2 separate regions of the Homo sapiens genome follow, and region 1 is linked to region 2. A link is an interaction called in ENCODE POLR2A ChIA-PET data of the cell type or tissue named here. Cell type or tissue: Panc1. All regions are shown on one strand. Links, peaks and the distances in the headings refer to the core of each region. The heading gives the core; the rest is flanking DNA.

Evidence for each region. Peaks named below come from ENCODE experiments on the same cell type or tissue, not always from the same donor. Only the 100,000 strongest peaks of a DNase experiment are listed, where the experiment ranks them.
Region 1: POLR2A ChIA-PET joins it to region 2 with 23 read pairs; 3 of 35 experiments call an interaction of 5 or more read pairs at or near these places.

What each region holds. Positions count from the first base shown.
Region 1 is chr12:31,514,015-31,522,357 of GRCh38, reverse strand. The region is part of intron 1 of DENND5B (DENN domain containing 5B); the gene reads left to right. Among named protein-coding and RNA genes, the nearest start is that of DENND5B-AS1, 72 kb to the left of the region's middle. RefSeq lists enhancers at 2,804-3,340, 3,341-3,878 and a silencer at 3,309-3,603. In Panc1, for the core only: no CTCF peak of the experiment used is centred there; a DNase peak (open chromatin) is centred at 3,427; H3K4me3 peaks cover 239 bases; H3K27ac peaks cover 1,781 bases.
Region 2 is chr12:31,385,504-31,393,846 of GRCh38, reverse strand. DENND5B (DENN domain containing 5B) reads left to right here. Exons shown (of 21, transcript NM_144973.4): 18 at 1,151-1,233; 19 at 1,454-1,580; 20 at 4,349-4,523; 21 at 6,061-8,343. The coding sequence ends at 6,244. Among named protein-coding and RNA genes, the nearest start is that of LINC02387, 20 kb to the right of the region's middle. In Panc1, for the core only: no CTCF peak of the experiment used is centred there; no DNase peak of the experiment used is centred there.

The DNA of each region.
Region 1 (8,343 bases), core at 294-8,293, 130 kb before region 2:
AGGTACATGAATTTAGGACTGCAGAGTACAGCAAATTTTAGTTCCTGATATGGCCATGCTTTCCTAAGAAGTTTCCAAAGGTTATTGACTCTCAGCTTAGCCTTTTCTACTGCACAATGTGATAGATGCTGTAAATCAGCGTTTAGAGGTGTTTATCTAACTCTCCCTAGTGGGAGATGGGGAAATTTTCACTGAGAATGTAACTCTGCACCATGAGCAGATGTTTGCTAAGTGGGCAAGGATTGAGTGGGGGATGTCTTAAACTGAGGGAAAACATTTGTAAAAGCAGAAAGGGGTGAGGATATGACAGCAAATTTACTATAGCTAACATGAGAGAGAAGAGGAAGGGTAGTAAATAGAATTGAAGAGGGTAGCCAAGGGCCAAATATAAATTTGTATTACAAGCTAAGGAATTTTTATCCAGTCATAAAGAGCCACTGAAAGATTTTATGCAGGGGATTATAATGATCAGATTAGCATATTAAGAAGATGATTTTGGCAATAGTATGGAGTCTGGTTGATAGGGAGGCCAGGTAGGAGGCTACTGAAGTAGTCTGGACAAGAGATGAAGTGTACCTAAACTAAGGCATGGGGATGGAACGGAACTTAGCATTACAGGCAGTTACTTAAATGGCTAGGGGAAGCAAGAGGAAGCAAGAATCATTCCTTGGTTTAATGGTTTGGATGGATGGTGGTGGTCTTTGTTGACGCTAGATATACAGGAGTAGAAAAGCCACTAAAAAAACCCACACACATTTCTGTTTTATGTAGGCATCTTGTATAGGACAGACTAACAAAAATGAAACTGTTTCTTAAATTTAATTGAAATACAATCAGCAATTTTCTCATTATAATTTTACTTAACCCTGTACAGTTCAGTCTACAAAAATAAGTATTGGTAGAATAGCCAGGTGCAGTGGTGTGTGCCTGTATTCCCAAGCTGCTCTGGAGGCTGAGGCAGGTGGATCACTTGAACCCGGGAGTTCGAGTGCAGCCAGAGCAGCATAGTGAGACGCTGTCTCTAAATATTAAAAAAAAAAAAAAGTTTTTTTGTACTAAAGTGAATGTCTGATATCTGCACACCCCACAGAATGTACAGTGGAATTCTAATGCCTTATCTCTGAACTTACTATATATAACATTGATATAACCTTTTCTATTGTTTTTGACGCCTATTTTATTCAGTTAGCATTATTTCCCTTGGCATCCTTATAGCCAGGCAATCCCTTATGATGAAATTAAAAAAAAAAAAAAGACCAACTTTAATGATCTAAGGCTGTGCTGCTTGATATGGGAGCCACTTAGCCACATGTGACTTGAGTATTTGAAACTTGACTAGTTCAAAATGAAATGAGCTGTAGATGTAAAATACTCACTGGATTTCAAAGATTTAATATCTCACTAACATTTTTGTATGTTTATTACATGTTGGAGCAATATTTTGGATACAAGAAGTAAAATTTATTGTCATGATGAATTTTTCCTGTTTTTGTTGTTGTTGTTGTTGTTGTTGTTAACTATTTTTAAAATGTAGCTACCCCTGTAATCCCAGCACTTTGGGAGGCCGAGGTGTGTGGATCATGAGGTCAGGAGATCGAGACCATCCTGGCTAACACAGTGAAACCCTGTCTCTATTAAAAATACCAAAAATTAGCCGGGCATGGTGGCACACACCTGTAGTCCCAGCTAGTCGGGAGGCTGAGGCAGGAGAATCGCTTGAACCCAGGAGGTGGAGGTTGCAGTGAGCTGAGATCACACCACTGTACTCCAGCCTGGATGACAGAGTGAGACTCTTTCTCAAAAAGAAAAAAAAGTAGCTACTAGAAAAATTTAAATTATATATATGGTTCACATTATCTTTCTATTAACTTTCTTTGCTTACTAAGTTTATTTCAGTTCCATTATCTGCCTAGTTTCTATGCTAGGTGTGCCTAACTTCTATACTAGCTAGAGATTTGCTGCATATGATTAACAGCTGTTTCATTTTAATTCATTATAAGTGCCTGGAAACTGCAATAATGCAAAATTGTCTTCCCATATTTTGGAAACAAGGTTAAAAAGTTCTATAGCACCCTATAGTTGATTAGTAAGAACTTCAACGCAGAATATCTGCAGGAAACTGATTTTTGTAGATGTTATCACAATTCATTTTGATATCTGTAAGTTGGATAGTGTTTATTAACTCTTCTGCAAATAAATTATTTCTTAGAATGAAAGTCTCCAAGCTGGTACATGGATAGGATTGGACTAGAGAAAAAGCTTATTTGAAACACATTTTATGAGGGTTTTCATTTATTGCCTAAACACTATAAAATTTTTTTGCCATGTTCCAGTTGACACAGGCCAAGAAATGCCTGAACAGGTAGCAAACACACCTAGCAAACAGGGATGGCTACCATATCAAAAAGTCTCTCTGCTAAGGTGAGGTGCAGGGTTTCTTTTTGGGGTGATGAAAATGTTCTAAAATTAGATAGTAGTGATGCTCACACAACTCTATAAATATACTAAAATCACTGAATTGTATACTTTAAAAGGGTGAGTGTAAGGGTATGTGCAATATAGCTCAATAAAGCTGTTATAAAAAAATTCTGAAGCATGCTTATCTGTTGCAGTTACTGATTTACTAGTCATTTAATGAGAATTAAGTGAGCAGACACAGAAAGCAACCATATGTTCAAGAACTACAGTGATCAGACAAAAATGGACTGTCCTTTTTTGACTTCTGTGTGAGCCCCACAGATCTGGTGGCATTTAGGGAAGCCTAATGGCCTTCTTTTGTGAGTACTTGTGAAAGTTACTAACAATGTATTAGATTGCTAATACATTCAAATTCTAATGTAAAATGAATGTGATACACTGAAAGGTACAGACTGAATCCAGCAGATGAGTAGAAAGAAAACCACTCCAATATTTAATCATTTGTTGTTAAGGAATTTATCCATTAACAAAGTTTTTAGACAGAGTTGTTTATATCTACTCAAGGTGTCATTATGCACATCTGTTTCTTGTACCTCAGGTTCATCCTATAGAAAATCATGCTAACTCACAAGTCATGCAGTGTTTTCAAAAAGACAAGTCATGCAGTGTTTTCAAGTTCAGAGAGTAGCAAAGGATGCAAATCTAATTTCTTTACCATTTGCTACCATCTGAAGTTAGTAACATTTTTTGGCTAATCACCAAGCACCCAGAAAGAAAGAAATAGAGCAAATTTGGTGCATCGTTTGTCTTCCGTATCTCCTTTCGAAGTCATTTCCACAGGATAAGTGCCAAAGCACAGAAAAGAAGCTAGGCCCCACTTTTACTCTCATGAACAAAAGTCTTCCCATAGATTTTTACATAGCTGCTGCATTTGTCATCCCTTTCCTGAAGAGCTTTGTTGCTGTGGTCTTGCTCTAGGGCTGCTTTCAGCAACATTTCTGACGCAGGTTTAATGCTGATTAGCCCTAAAACAATTCTAGGGCAGGGCTCCCTGCCAGGATAAAGAATGAACAAAATTGGTTTGCATATAGGCCAGCTGCAGTTGCTGCAGCTAGAGTCTGTCAAACTAGGACCATTTTCTTGTTTACCAAGATGAGGTTAAATTAGCACAGCATGAGGCAAAAAAAAAAGATTTAAAAAACCCAGAAAATTAGCTATGCTTTTGAGTATGATGCAGTGAGTGTGGAATTAAGGTGATTTTAAGTTAGTTTGAGAAGGGAAGGTAATATACAGTACTAAAAGCTTGATTAAAAGCTGCTTGAAGATATTTGCTTGCTAACTATCTTAGTAAAAAAAAAAAAAGGTATATTTGAATAGTGCCTCAAAGCTCACAGATTACATGTAGAAAAGTCTGTTGGCCCATTTTTATTGAGTATGTGCCTCATGCTTACATGCTTAGCCCTGGTCCTGGCACAAGGGTACAGAGGTGGACATTTAATAGAGGAAGACACTGTCTTTGAGACTGGGTTTCTGGAGACTCTTAATTCAAGCCTCAGCTCTGTCTTTAATTCTCACCTTAGGCAAACCATGTTAGCTGAGCATCTGTGTTCTCCTAATGTAAACAATGAGAGAGGGAGAGGGACTGCTCAGGCTCTTAAAGATAATTCAAGTCTAACATTTTTTGAATTATTTGTTTGTGTAGTGTTATTTCCTAAAATATTTGAATCAAGTTTTATGTGTTCATAGTCTCTGATAGTGGGACATCCAGTCTGGTTGAGGAGGAAAGATGAGCTGTGTAATCAGAGAAGCTGAATGTGAGAGGTTTCTGACTTCCAGAGCTTCAGTTTATAAAGCTCTTTCCCTGCCTCTCCACTTTGCACTGCTCCCATTGCAGAGACTGCCCGCAGATCTACCTTTGGGAACTCAGGCTTTTTATTCCAGCAATGCAAGGCTGAGTTGAGGGAAGGAGCCCCCACTTTCTCATCCACCTGCAAAGGCAAGAGTACATAGCTGCAGGTAACAAGTTATAGGAAGGGTTAGTGTGAGGCAGAAAGGCACAGTAAAGGATAAACTTCATAGTGTTTGATGATCCCCAAAGTGTCATTTGACTTCTTAGACTCCCAGAACCCCTGTGCTTCACTTCCCAGCCCTTCATCAACTCTGGATTCAAGGACTTCTGAACTTGATCTCTGTCACTTTCTCCTCCCTGACCTTCCCAGATCCCAGTCTTGGATCATTAAAAGCACCCCTACTAGTTTAGGGCTGGGAAATGAGGAGACTTAATCATCTTATAACATTGTTCCTATGGGAGGTGAATTCTTTTACAGACTAACGTCCAAATACAATCGTTAGTAAAACTAAGGCTACAGCTGTTAATTTAACTGAAGCTTGTGTAGTTATGGAGAGATTGTTTCTTTTATCAGTTCATATTTCTATGCACTTCTCATTCAGTACTGTGCTATACTTTTCACTGCCCTTCACCTCAGCTAAGATGGTTTTCACCTTAAGTCTCAAGACAAAGGCAGCAAACAGCCAATACAGAATTAGGGCATAGAGCTGGGTGTGATACAGGGTGCTAACTACTCATAGTCCGCTTTAAGCGCAGGATAGAGGACATTCTCACAGAAAAACAAAACAAAACAAACATTTGCCTATATTAGATAATCAAGTGGGTAGGGCTTAGAGAAAAAAGGAATCACCGTGGGTTGTAGTGGGGTAGTTTATACATGTAGGAAACAGTCCTGAAAGATATGGATGTGCAGAATGGAGGCTGATGTTCTGAGCTCCAGCTGAGGGAATTTTCATTTATCTAAAGTTTTTATTTCTGTTTTTTTTTCCCCAGCCGAATTTAAGATTCATATTTCTGTTTTAAAAAGTTGTGAAATGAATATAGCAAAGTGTTAACATTTGTTGAATTCAGGAGGGAAGGTATCTACACACAGTGTTAATTATTTCTGTTTTACTTCTCTATATGCTCTAATTTCTTCTTTTTAATTTTTTTGAGATAGGGTCTCACTCTGTTGCCCAGGCTGGAGTGCAGTGGCACGATCAGGGCTCACTGCAGCCTCAACATCCTGGACTCAAGCAGCCCTCCCACTTCAGTCTCCCAAAGTGCTGGGATTAGAAGGTGTGAGCCACAGGGCCCAGCCTGAAATTTTTTAAAATTACAGACAGGAAAATAAATTGCATTAAAGTTGAGCAGCCCAAGAAACAAAGGAAAGAACTTAAATAATATATAGATCAGATGGTCAGCTCTTGAAAAGGTAGGTGTTAATGGCAGTCAGATATTATATCAGTCTTGAAGGAGCACATAAATCGTATATTGTTTTGCAACCAAAGAACAGAAAAATGACTGCTATCATCAATGATGAAAGCTCAAATGTGATGAAGAAATGGAAAAAATAGATAATGGGCCAAGGTTTCTTCATGGCTTGGGGTTAACTTTTTTTTTTTTTTTTTTTTGAGACAGGGTCTCACTCTTATTGTCCAGGCTAGAGAGGAGTGGCGTGATCACAGCTCACTGCAACCTCACCATCCCTAGACTCAGGTGATCCAGTTCAACCTCCCAAGTAGCTGTCTGGGACTATAGGTGTGCACCACCACAGCTGTCTAATTTTTATATTTTTTGTGGAGACAAGGTTTTGCCATGTTGCCCAGGCTGGTCTCAAACTCGTGGGCTCAAGTGATCTGCCCACCTTAGCCTCCCAAAGAGCTAACAGACGCGAGCCACCGTGCCCACCCATGCTTAATTTGTTTAGGTGCGAGATATACTAACACAGAGAATATGCTGTACATCATTAGAGAAAATGAATATAAATAAATGACATACTTTAGTAATTATCAAAAGGAGCAAGTTCAGCCCAATAAACAAGGGGCAACCTAGTTTTCATACCCATACATCTACGTGCAAGATAAGTGTAATCACTTTTTTCGGAAAGAGTAGCTTTTAATGCATATATTTAAATTATTTTAAGATATGCTCTAAAGCCTCTCCATTGTGCTATAATTGTCTCTAACAGTTGAATTTTTGCCTTTTCAAGAATTTCTTCTATAAATGCTGAGGGAAGAACCATTACTGATAAATTTTCTATATTCCTAATATGCTTGGCTAAGCTTGTAGCAAGGCTCAATATATTTGTTGGTTGGCAGTACAGAATTTTGAGTAGTCTATTTATACCAGTAATATTGTGTTACTAGTGAATAGATGAGTTTAATCTTAGTGTAAAAAGCATATCTATGTAACAGTTTTTCTACTGATTAATTGTATATAATTGAACAGAGTTCAAGTTCATTCCTTTTTTTGTTCATTCCTTCATACAAAATGGGAAGTTGTTTAGAACTCATCCTGAAAGGAATTGACATACTGTAGTCTCTCACAGAAGTACAACTTAATAAACATTTATGGCAATAAAATTTACCCACCATGTAAGTATATCTGCAAAACTATAAGTATGTGGAATGGTCTTACAGAAGTACAAAATTAATAATGTAGTTTCCCTGGTTATTTCTCATCTATTTCTATATCATACTGTGAAAGAATCCAATACTGTTACAATAATAATAATAATGATAATTTAAACATAATTTCAGTATAATTATAATCGCAATTTTAAAAAATGTATGTGTATGTATTTAGAGATGGGGTCTCACTCTGTCACCCAAGCTGAAGTGCAGTGGCACAATCATAGCTCCCTGCAGCCTTGAACTTATGGGCTCATGTGATCCTTCCACCTCAGCATCCCAAATAGCTCGGACTGCAGACATGCACCACCACACTCGGCTTATAATCGCAAGTCTTACGTTCTGTTTTCTTTTTAGAGACAGGGTCTCACTCTGTTGCCCAGGCTGCAGTACAGTGGCACTATCAGAGCTGACTGCAGCCTTGAACTTCTGTGCTCAAGTAATCCTTTCACTTCAGTCCCTTGAGTAGCTAGGACTGCAGGTGTGCACCACCATGCCTAATTAAAAAAAAATTTTTTTTTTTGTAGAGAAAAAGGTCTTGATATGTTGCCCAGGCTGGTCCAAAGTGATTCTCCTGCTTCAGCCTCCCAAAGTGTTGGGATTACAGGCGTGAGCCACTGCACCCAGTGTCACAAATCTTAATTTTTTTTTTTTTTTGAGACGGAGTCTCACTTTGTCACCCAGATGGAGTGCAGTGGTGCAGTCTCAGCTCACTGCAACCTCTGCCTCCCTGAATCAGATTCAAGTGATTCTCCTGCCCTAGCCTCCCGAGTAGCTGGGATTACAGGCACGCGCCACCACACCTGGCAAATTTTTTGTATTTTTAGTAGAGATGGGTTTTTACCATGTTGGCCAGGCTGGTCTCAAACTCCTAATGTCAAGTGATCCACCCACCTTGGCCTCCCACAGTGTTGTGATTACAGGCGTGAGCCACTATGCCCAGCCTTAAATTTTTATTAAATAACCTTCATAGTCCTACAAAACCATTATTGTAGAATTTGTACAAACAAGGTAAAAATCTTTACACAAAGTCAGTAGTATTCCTGTGTTCTTTCAACTAGCCCATGTTCATAATTATTCGTTTATTCTCATATGCCTAACGATGAGGATACATTCTGAGAAAATCACTATTAAGAGGTTTTGTTATTGTGCAAACATCATAGAGTGTGCTTATATAAAACTAGGTAGCATAGCCTACTACAAACCTTGACTATATGATACAGCCTGTTGCTCTTATTGTTATAAAAGATTTAAACATTTTATTTATAAACTGGTATTACCAACTTTCCCCTATTTCTGAATATTTAGGTAAGAAGCAAAAATAAGTTATCCTGGCTTTGTGTAGTGGCTCATACCTGTAATCACAGCACTTTGTGAGGCTGAGGTGGGAGGATTGCTTGAGCTCAGGAGTTTGAGACCAGCTTGGGCAACATAGTGACACCCTGTCTCTCTCTACAAAAAATT
Region 2 (8,343 bases), core at 55-8,054:
GCATGGTGGCCGGCACCTGTAGTCCCAGCTACACGGGAGGCTGAGGCAGGAGAATTGCTTGAACCTGGGAGGCGGAGGGTGCAGTGAGCCGACATTGCACCACTGCACTCCAGCCTAGGAGACAGAGCGAGACTCCATCTCAAAAAAGAAAAAAGAAATGTTCATGCAAGAAATCCTTGAGCAGTATGAATTCAGAGATTCTTAAACATGAGGATGTATGGGTTTTCCTTTATAGTGTGTTAAGTAAATTAGAACTACAAGAAAATCTGAACTATATACCTTTTCTGTTGTTACCTACTTCTGAAATGTTTACCACCTTTTTAAAAAAACAAACCATTCCTTGGGTTTGGTGGACAAAAGTGATTTAGGTCGCATTCAAGCAGCCCACCAACCTGTCCCTCAGGAAAGTGGCCTAGAAGAGCAAGTACTGGCTGGCAGAAGGAAGCAGTGCTGAGACAGATTGACTAGCCAGGAAGGGAGGGAGTTCTGGGCTTCAGGCCCAGATGCCACAGGGTACCTGGCATCTTCCCCTTATTTTAAACACAACAGCAAATCTTCAAACTCCAGGTTAACTATCCAGAGCGCCTGAAGCCTTAATCTATGCCCACTGACAGGCTTGTAGGTAGGTAGCATAAGGGAACATTCCACTAACAGGCTCGTAGGTAGATAGCATAAGGGAACATTTCACTAACAGGCTCGTAGGTGGGTAGCATAAGGGAACATTTGAGGAGTGATGTTGGGACTTCTCAACCTTGCTTCTCATATTTGGGGGCTTGCTAGCATTTTGTGACAGGCGCCATGCTAGTTATTTACTCCTATAACTTACCAGTTTTCCCAGTGAGGCGTGTATTTTTCCTATTTTCAGTTGAGGAAACTGAAAGCTCAGAGGAAGTTAGACACTAGGCTAGGGTTATAGATTGCAGATGGTAATGCTGGGATTTGAATCTAGGGATCGCTTGGATTATTTTCCATTTTGCCAGGATGCTTCCCACTTGGCCAAACAGGCCAGAGGCAAGTTCTATGGAGCCCCTGGCAAAGCCAGCCTGCTCTGATGACGTATTTCCTGCCTAGGTGGACACAGTTGATGTCCCATAGTACTTTGGTTTATTTCTCTCCCATGAGAATGCAGCCACTGTTTATTATTTTACAGAACCCAATGCTGGGCAGATACAAGAAGGAATTGGAGAAGCTGTGAACAATATTGTGAAACATTTTCATAAACCTGAAAAAGAGGTATTTATGGGCTATAAAACTTAGTATAGTGGGACTTTTAAAGATGCTTTTATATGTGATACACGAGGCAATATGGGGTGCTTGAATTTTCATTTGTAAGCTTTCTGGTAGCTGTAAAAACATGCTTCATATAGCTACCTTCAGCACTTGCTTCTCTAGTGTTTTTTTTAGACATAGATGCAGGAGATTTTTCTTTGGCACTGTGTGTTATGCCCCACAGAGAGGAAGCCTCACCGTGTTGCTGTGTGGAGAAAATGGCCTGGTTGCAGCCCTTGAGCAAGTTTTCCACCATGGGTTCAAATCTGCCCGCATCTTTCACAAGAATGTCTTCATCTGGGACTTCATAGGTAAATAAAGTAGATGTGTATTACATTAAGGTCACTGAAGCCTTTCTTAGGAACTCAAAGACCCAGGAATCTGAGTGAATAAGGGTTAGTGATAAGGATATATATATTTTTTTTCTTTTTTTTTTTTTGAGACGGAATCTTACTCTGTTGCCCAAGCTGGAGTGCAGTGGTGCGGTCTTGGCTCACTGTAACCTCCGCCTCCCAGGTTCAAATGATTCTCCTGCCTCAGCCTCCCAAGCAGCTGGGACTACAGGTGTGCACCACCATGCCCAACTAATTTTTGTATTTTTAATAGAGAAGGGGTTTCACCATATTGGCCAGGCTGGTCTTGAACTCCTGACCTTGTGATCCACCCGCCTCAGCCTCCCAAAGTGCTGGGATTACAGGAGTGAGCCATCGTGCCCGGCAAGGATATATATATTTTAAAATAAATATTAAATTAGCTGGGTGTGGTAGCACATACCTGTGGTCCCAGCTACCTGGGAGGCTGAGGCAAGAGAATCGCTTGAGCCCAGGAGCCTAGGAGGTGAAGGCTGCAGTCAGCCATGATCAAGCTACTGCACTCCAGCCTGGGCGACAGAGTGAGACCGTGTCTCAAAAAGTGTATATAATAATGATAAATAAATATCAAGTATTGTCTTTGTTTTTCATTTACTCAACAAATTGTAATATGCACAATATTCCAAATAGTATTTGAGTTGCTCAAGATATACATTAGTAAACAAAACAGAAATCCTATGGTTGACAAACTTATACTCAGGTCGGTGTGGGAAACAAACAATACACAAAAACATAACAAATATGTAATTCATATGGTATGTCAGAAATGTGACCATTGATCTGGAAAGAAATAGAGCAGTATAAAAGGAAATAAAGTGGGGAGTGGTCTTTCAAATGGGGTGGTTTTAGATTCTGCTGAATGTCAAGGTACATTGGAGCACAGACTTCATGTAGGTGAGGAAGTGAGCCATGTAGATATCTGGGAGGAGGGACTCCAGGTTGACAGCACTGCCAGTGCTAAGCCCCAAGGCGGAAGTGTTTCCATGGAACTCCAAGCCCAGTGTGACTGGAGCACAGCAAGAGAGAGAAAGTAGGAGATTGGGGGAGGGGGTGTTTAGTGCCAGTGCCAGGTTGTGTAGGGCCTTCTAGGTCATTGGAATGATTTCAGCCTTTATCCTGAATGAAACTGGAAGCTGTTGGAAGGTTTTGAGCTAAGTAGTGACATGATAGAACGTTTTTGTTTGTTTGTTTGAGACAGAGACTCACTCTACTGCCCAGGCTGGAGTGCAGTGGCCCCATCTCAGCTCACTGCAACCTCTGCCTCCTGGGTTCAAGCGGTTCTCCTGCCCCAGCCACTGATTAGCTGGGATTACACCTGCCACCACACCCCTAATTTTTGTATTTTTAGTAGAGATGGGGTTTTGCCATGTTGGCCACGCTGGTCCCAAATTCCGTCCTCAAGTGATCCACTTGCCTTGGCCTCCCAAGGTGCTGGGATTACAGGTGTGAGCCACTGTGCCTGGCCAATTTTTGTAAAAGGATTCCTCTAGCTCTGTGTTGTCCAGTATAGTAACCATTAGCCACATATAGCCATTTAAAATTTAAATCTATTTAATTTTTTTTGTTTGTTTTAGATGGAGTCTCGCTCTGTTGCCCAGGCTGGAGTACAATGGTGTGATCTTGGGTCACCGCAGCCTCTGCCTCCTGGGTTCAAGCAATTCTCCTGCCTCAGCCTGAGTAGCTGGGATTACAGGTGCCTGCCACCACGCCCAGCTAATTTTTGTATTTTTAGTAGAGATGGGGTTTCACCATGCTGGCTAGGCTGGTCTCGAACTCCCGAACTCAGGTGATCTGCCCGCCTTGGCCTCCCAAAGTGCTGGGATTACAGGCGTGAGCCACCATGCCTGGCCAAATCTATTTAATTTAAATCAAATGTAAATGTAAATTTCATTTTCTTAATAACACTGGCCACATTTCAAGTGCTCAGGAGCCACTTGTGGCTACCAAATTGGACCTTGTAGATAGAGAACATTTTCATCATCACAGGAAGCTCTTTTGGAGTGTTTCTGTTCTAGCTTGCTAAGCTTTGTGATCTTTCTTTTGGTATGCAGCTCTTCTAGAATTCCTAGTTTCTTTAAATGGGCAATTAATCATTTTGTGTTTTCTAAATAAGGCCTAGATGAAGTAGTTTATTTCATCTAACTTAGAATAGACAAAAAAAGGAAAGTTGTCAGAGATAGGCCCCCAGGAGTGATTTTTTTTTTTTCTTCTGGAATGCCTAGAATCTTATTGCTTCTGCTTCTCATGTGTATATACATATATCTCTCTTTGTCAGGTACTTATTCAGGTACATTTCAAGGATCTTGTTGCAAAGTGTTAGCAAGTCATTCTGTAACTAGAACATGGGGTATTATTTCAATGGCTACCGTGTCATTGCTGGTTACTCCTAGAAGGTTCCAGTCTTAACAGAAGATGCTATTTTTGTTTTCTTTTTTGCCAGTTTCTGTTTCCTGAAGGTATTTTAAAGGGAGTAAACTTTCCAGTCTTCTGGAATGCAGTCTAAATTAGAAAATAAATTCCTGGGAGCATATTTATTGTTCTACCATGAAACATCGACCCCTAAAATCAATGATAAAGTAATGATATTGGCTTCAGGACTGACTGTATGCAAAGCATCGTTAGTGTTTCCATAATAAATTAAGTGATGAATCTTTCTATATATGAAGTGTTGACACATATTGTGACATAATTCTGACTTTTTTCCTCAGAGAAAGTGGTTGCTTATTTTGAAACAACTGACCAGATTCTAGATAATGAAGATGATGTCCTTATTCAGAAATCATCCTGCAAAACCTTCTGCCACTACGTAAATGCTATTAATACTGCACCCAGGAACATTGGGAAGGATGGCAAATTCCAGATTTTAGTTTGCCTTGGAACAAGGTACAAAACCAGTTTTTTATTTTCCCTATCTTTGTCACATGTTGAACTAGAGTCCAGAAAAGGTTATACCAGATCATACCCCTTCCAGAGCTCTCCTTTGGGTTTCTTTCCTTTTACTTTTTCTTTTGAAACAGAGTCTCACTCCATCGCCTAGGCTGGAGTACCGTGGCATAATCTTGGCTCACTGCAACCTCTGCCTCCTCCCTTGGGTTTCTTTAATTCACCACCACCACTACATGAGGTAGCAACCGATTTTTTCATTTTAAAGATGAGAAAGTAGAAAATAGATGAGGCACACGTAAGTTAGCAGACTTTCCCAAGATCACACAGAAAAATGAGACAGAGCCAGGTTCACACCCTGTCCCACTTCAGAGCCCAAGCTCTCCACCATGACTGTATACTGGCTCGACAGATAGATAGGTAATAAGGAAGTTGTTAGATAACTAGACACATACACTGTACATATTTACTAAGTAAACCTTATATAGTGTATATATACCACTATATTTACATTTAATAACATTATGGGATTCTTGCTATATAAATATCATCTTCTCTTTAAGACTATTTCCTACCCCTTTATTTTTTGAAAGTGGCACATAGGAGCGATACAATCCATTACTTTTAAAACAGATCTCAGAATTGTAAGAAATGAAACATACAGACCTTTAGATTTCTTTTTTTAAGTTACCCATGTAGTATTTGTTTTTTCCTGAACCTTAAGAGCCCCAACTTGAGACTGAAGATGGCCTGATTGGGGATGCTCAATAAGGATGTCTTAGGAACTTAGCAATGGGTTACTAATGTCAGGTTTGATCAGGAAACATTGAAGATGTGAGGTTTTATCTTCCTGAAACAGCTGGTTTACAGAACTAAGTTCTGTATTTCTTCTTCATAAAAGGAGCCCAGTTTTAGCTGTGCTTTTAAAGTTTCTTTTGAGCATGATCTTTATCTCCTTTTATCTCTATACTCTTCTGATTTATTAGACCATTGCAAACTCTCATCTGGTTTATAAAATCTACTTAATGTTTTTCTGCTTTGATTTTGTTCCTCACCCTGTTATGTTATATAAGTTAAAAAAAAAAAAAAAAAAAAAAGCAAGTCCCTACAGTTTAGTGTAGTCTTTCTTCCAAAAGGTCAGTATACTGTGGCATGCCTTGCCACAGAGTAACACTCCTATTAAAAAAAAAGACATAGAAAATGACATTCTGCCTCTTTCTAAAGGTGGTAAAATCAGAATAGAGAATGTCTTTAATGTGCATAGACTTTCTAATGTACTTTAAACTCTTAAAGTACATTAAATTGGGTTTAAAATAATGGGTTTTCCCTTTAGCTTTCTTTACACTGTCTCATCACTGTCTTTTTACCAGAAAATATTCAACTTCTTGGCTTTGATTTCCTCTCTCCTGACCTCTTAGCTTGGATACATTTTGTACCATCAAGTCCCACACCTTCCCATTCATACAGACTCCACTGTGTGCCTTGTTCTGCAGCGAGGCCAGCAATGCTCAGGAATTGTTTCTGTTTGGGTCTGTAGGGATCGCCTGCTCCCACAGTGGATTCCATTGTTAGCTGAGTGTCCTGCCATCACTCGAATGTATGAAGAGAGCGCTCTCCTGCGAGACCGCATGACTGTCAACTCCCTTATCCGAATTCTGCAGACCATTCAGGACTTCACCATAGTCCTAGAAGGATCACTCATCAAAGGAGTGGATGTGTAACCCAACTGGCTAGAAACTCTCAGTCCAAACCTTGCTCCTTCCCCAACTAGGGGACCGATTTGGACTTGTCTGACAGTAGTGAGTCACTGCAGGGGCAGCCAAACATATGCCCCATTTGGAACAATCCTCACTCTACAGACAAGGCAAAATGTTGTATTGTAGTTCATTTGAACCTGGAATTTAGTATAAAATAGAGTATTTTCATGTGTTAGATGTGTGTAAATATGCTATCTTCTTTAAGAAATTATATTACTCTAATAAGATGCTTTTCTTAGATTGAATATTCCTGTGACTTAAAATAAGTAGCTTAAAAATGTTGGGGGTTGGGGGGAAGAGTGGTGCTAGCCAGGAAGAAGCCAGTAAACATGTAAATATAGTGCAACCCAGTCGGGCTTTTTTTTTTCTCCAGGTATCACAAAGAAACCCAGAATGCATTGTTATGTAGTAGCCATCCATCTTGGAGTCTGATCCTTTGTATTGTGGATGCACACAGCTTTACCTACTGTACTGGTAGTCTTCACTTCTATCTTTTAAGTTACAAACTGTTTTATATATTTGAATCGCTAGTCACTTTTCCAGTCTTTTGGAAAAAAATTTCAGTCCGCACAAGATGATATAATTGGAGTATTTTAAACACTAGACCCCAGGAGCTTGGCTGAACTGGAAAGAGAACATACAAAGCTCTGAGAAATGTGTTCAATTGTGGGATTATAACTTCTTTACACTTCGGAAAGATTAGCCTAGACTAACTTCATTCTTGGCATTTTTATTCTTGTTATTTGAGGTACTTTGGGAAGATGTGAATTTCAGTGTTAGATTCATAGTGATAAGAACTGCAAACAGCAATTTGATTCTGTACTTTTAATTTGGCCATCTAAACTGTGCAGTGGTCTACCTCTTAAGGATAACCATGAGCCCTGTCTTTGTTAGGGTCTAATCACCCACCTCTCCAGGGCCCATCCCCCCTCGGGAAATGGAAGGAATGTCTAAGGAGGAGGAGGGCTGTGTGTGGCTTGGAATGTTTTTGTGAAAGCATTTGTTGACCATGATAATGCAAATAACAGAAGGAGAGAGAGAATGAACCCTTTCTGGGTGTTTCAGGGCAAGCTTTACGTTCCTTTGTAGGAAGGGGAGTAATAATGTAAAACAACTGACCCAGAGAAGCTAAAAGCCACTGGCAGCACAGGCTGACAAAATGGAAGCAAAGCAAGAGGTGGCAACAATTTTGAAAGACCAAAAGTTGTGAGTAACTTTCCAGTTTGATAGTTTATAAAGAAGTTAAGTAAATGTAGTATTGGCTAGTTACTGTAAGTCCTCATCTTCTGGTAGGTCCTGTAACTCTAATTAGGCATTTGTACATTTTTAGCAGCAAAATTGCCTCAGCAGAGCTCCCAGTTTTATTCCCAGTTGTGGCTGAAAAGCAAAGCCATGGCATCAGTATCCTTGTGCAATCGGAGGTTGCTGGGCTTTCACCACCTGTGTTGTTAACCTTATTTCCTGGAGGAAGAAACAGATGAAACAAGTGCCTAACTCCCTTTATCAAACACAGCCAAGGACAGCCTCTTTTAACATGTGACTTCATACTTGAGGAAAAGGAGAGTTGACAGCTGTATTTAAAAACCCATGGAGCCGGGTGCGGTGGCTCACGCCTATGATCCCAGCACTTTGGGAGGCCGAGGCAGGCGGATCACAAGGTCAGGAGATTGAGACCCTCCTGGCTAACACCGTGAAACCCCGTCTCTACTAAAAATACAAAAAATTAGCCGGGCGTGGTGGCGGGTGCCTGTACAGGAGGCTGAGGCAGGAGAATGGCGTGAACCCGCGAGGCGGAGCTTGCAGTAAGCTGAGATCGCGCCACTGCCCTCCAGCCTGGGCAACAGAGCAAGACTCCATCTCAAAAAATAAATAGATAAAAATAAAAACCCATGGAAATGGTTTAAGAAAATGGTTCTGGGTACACCAGAAATTTGTTTGCCTGAAGCTAAAGTGTGTCTACAATGGTACAGCTCTTCCAGGGACATGGGAAGTTTATCGTGGGAGATATCCAGAACCTGTTTTACACTGGGCTCCTACTGTGTTTGGTGATCAGAAACTATAGA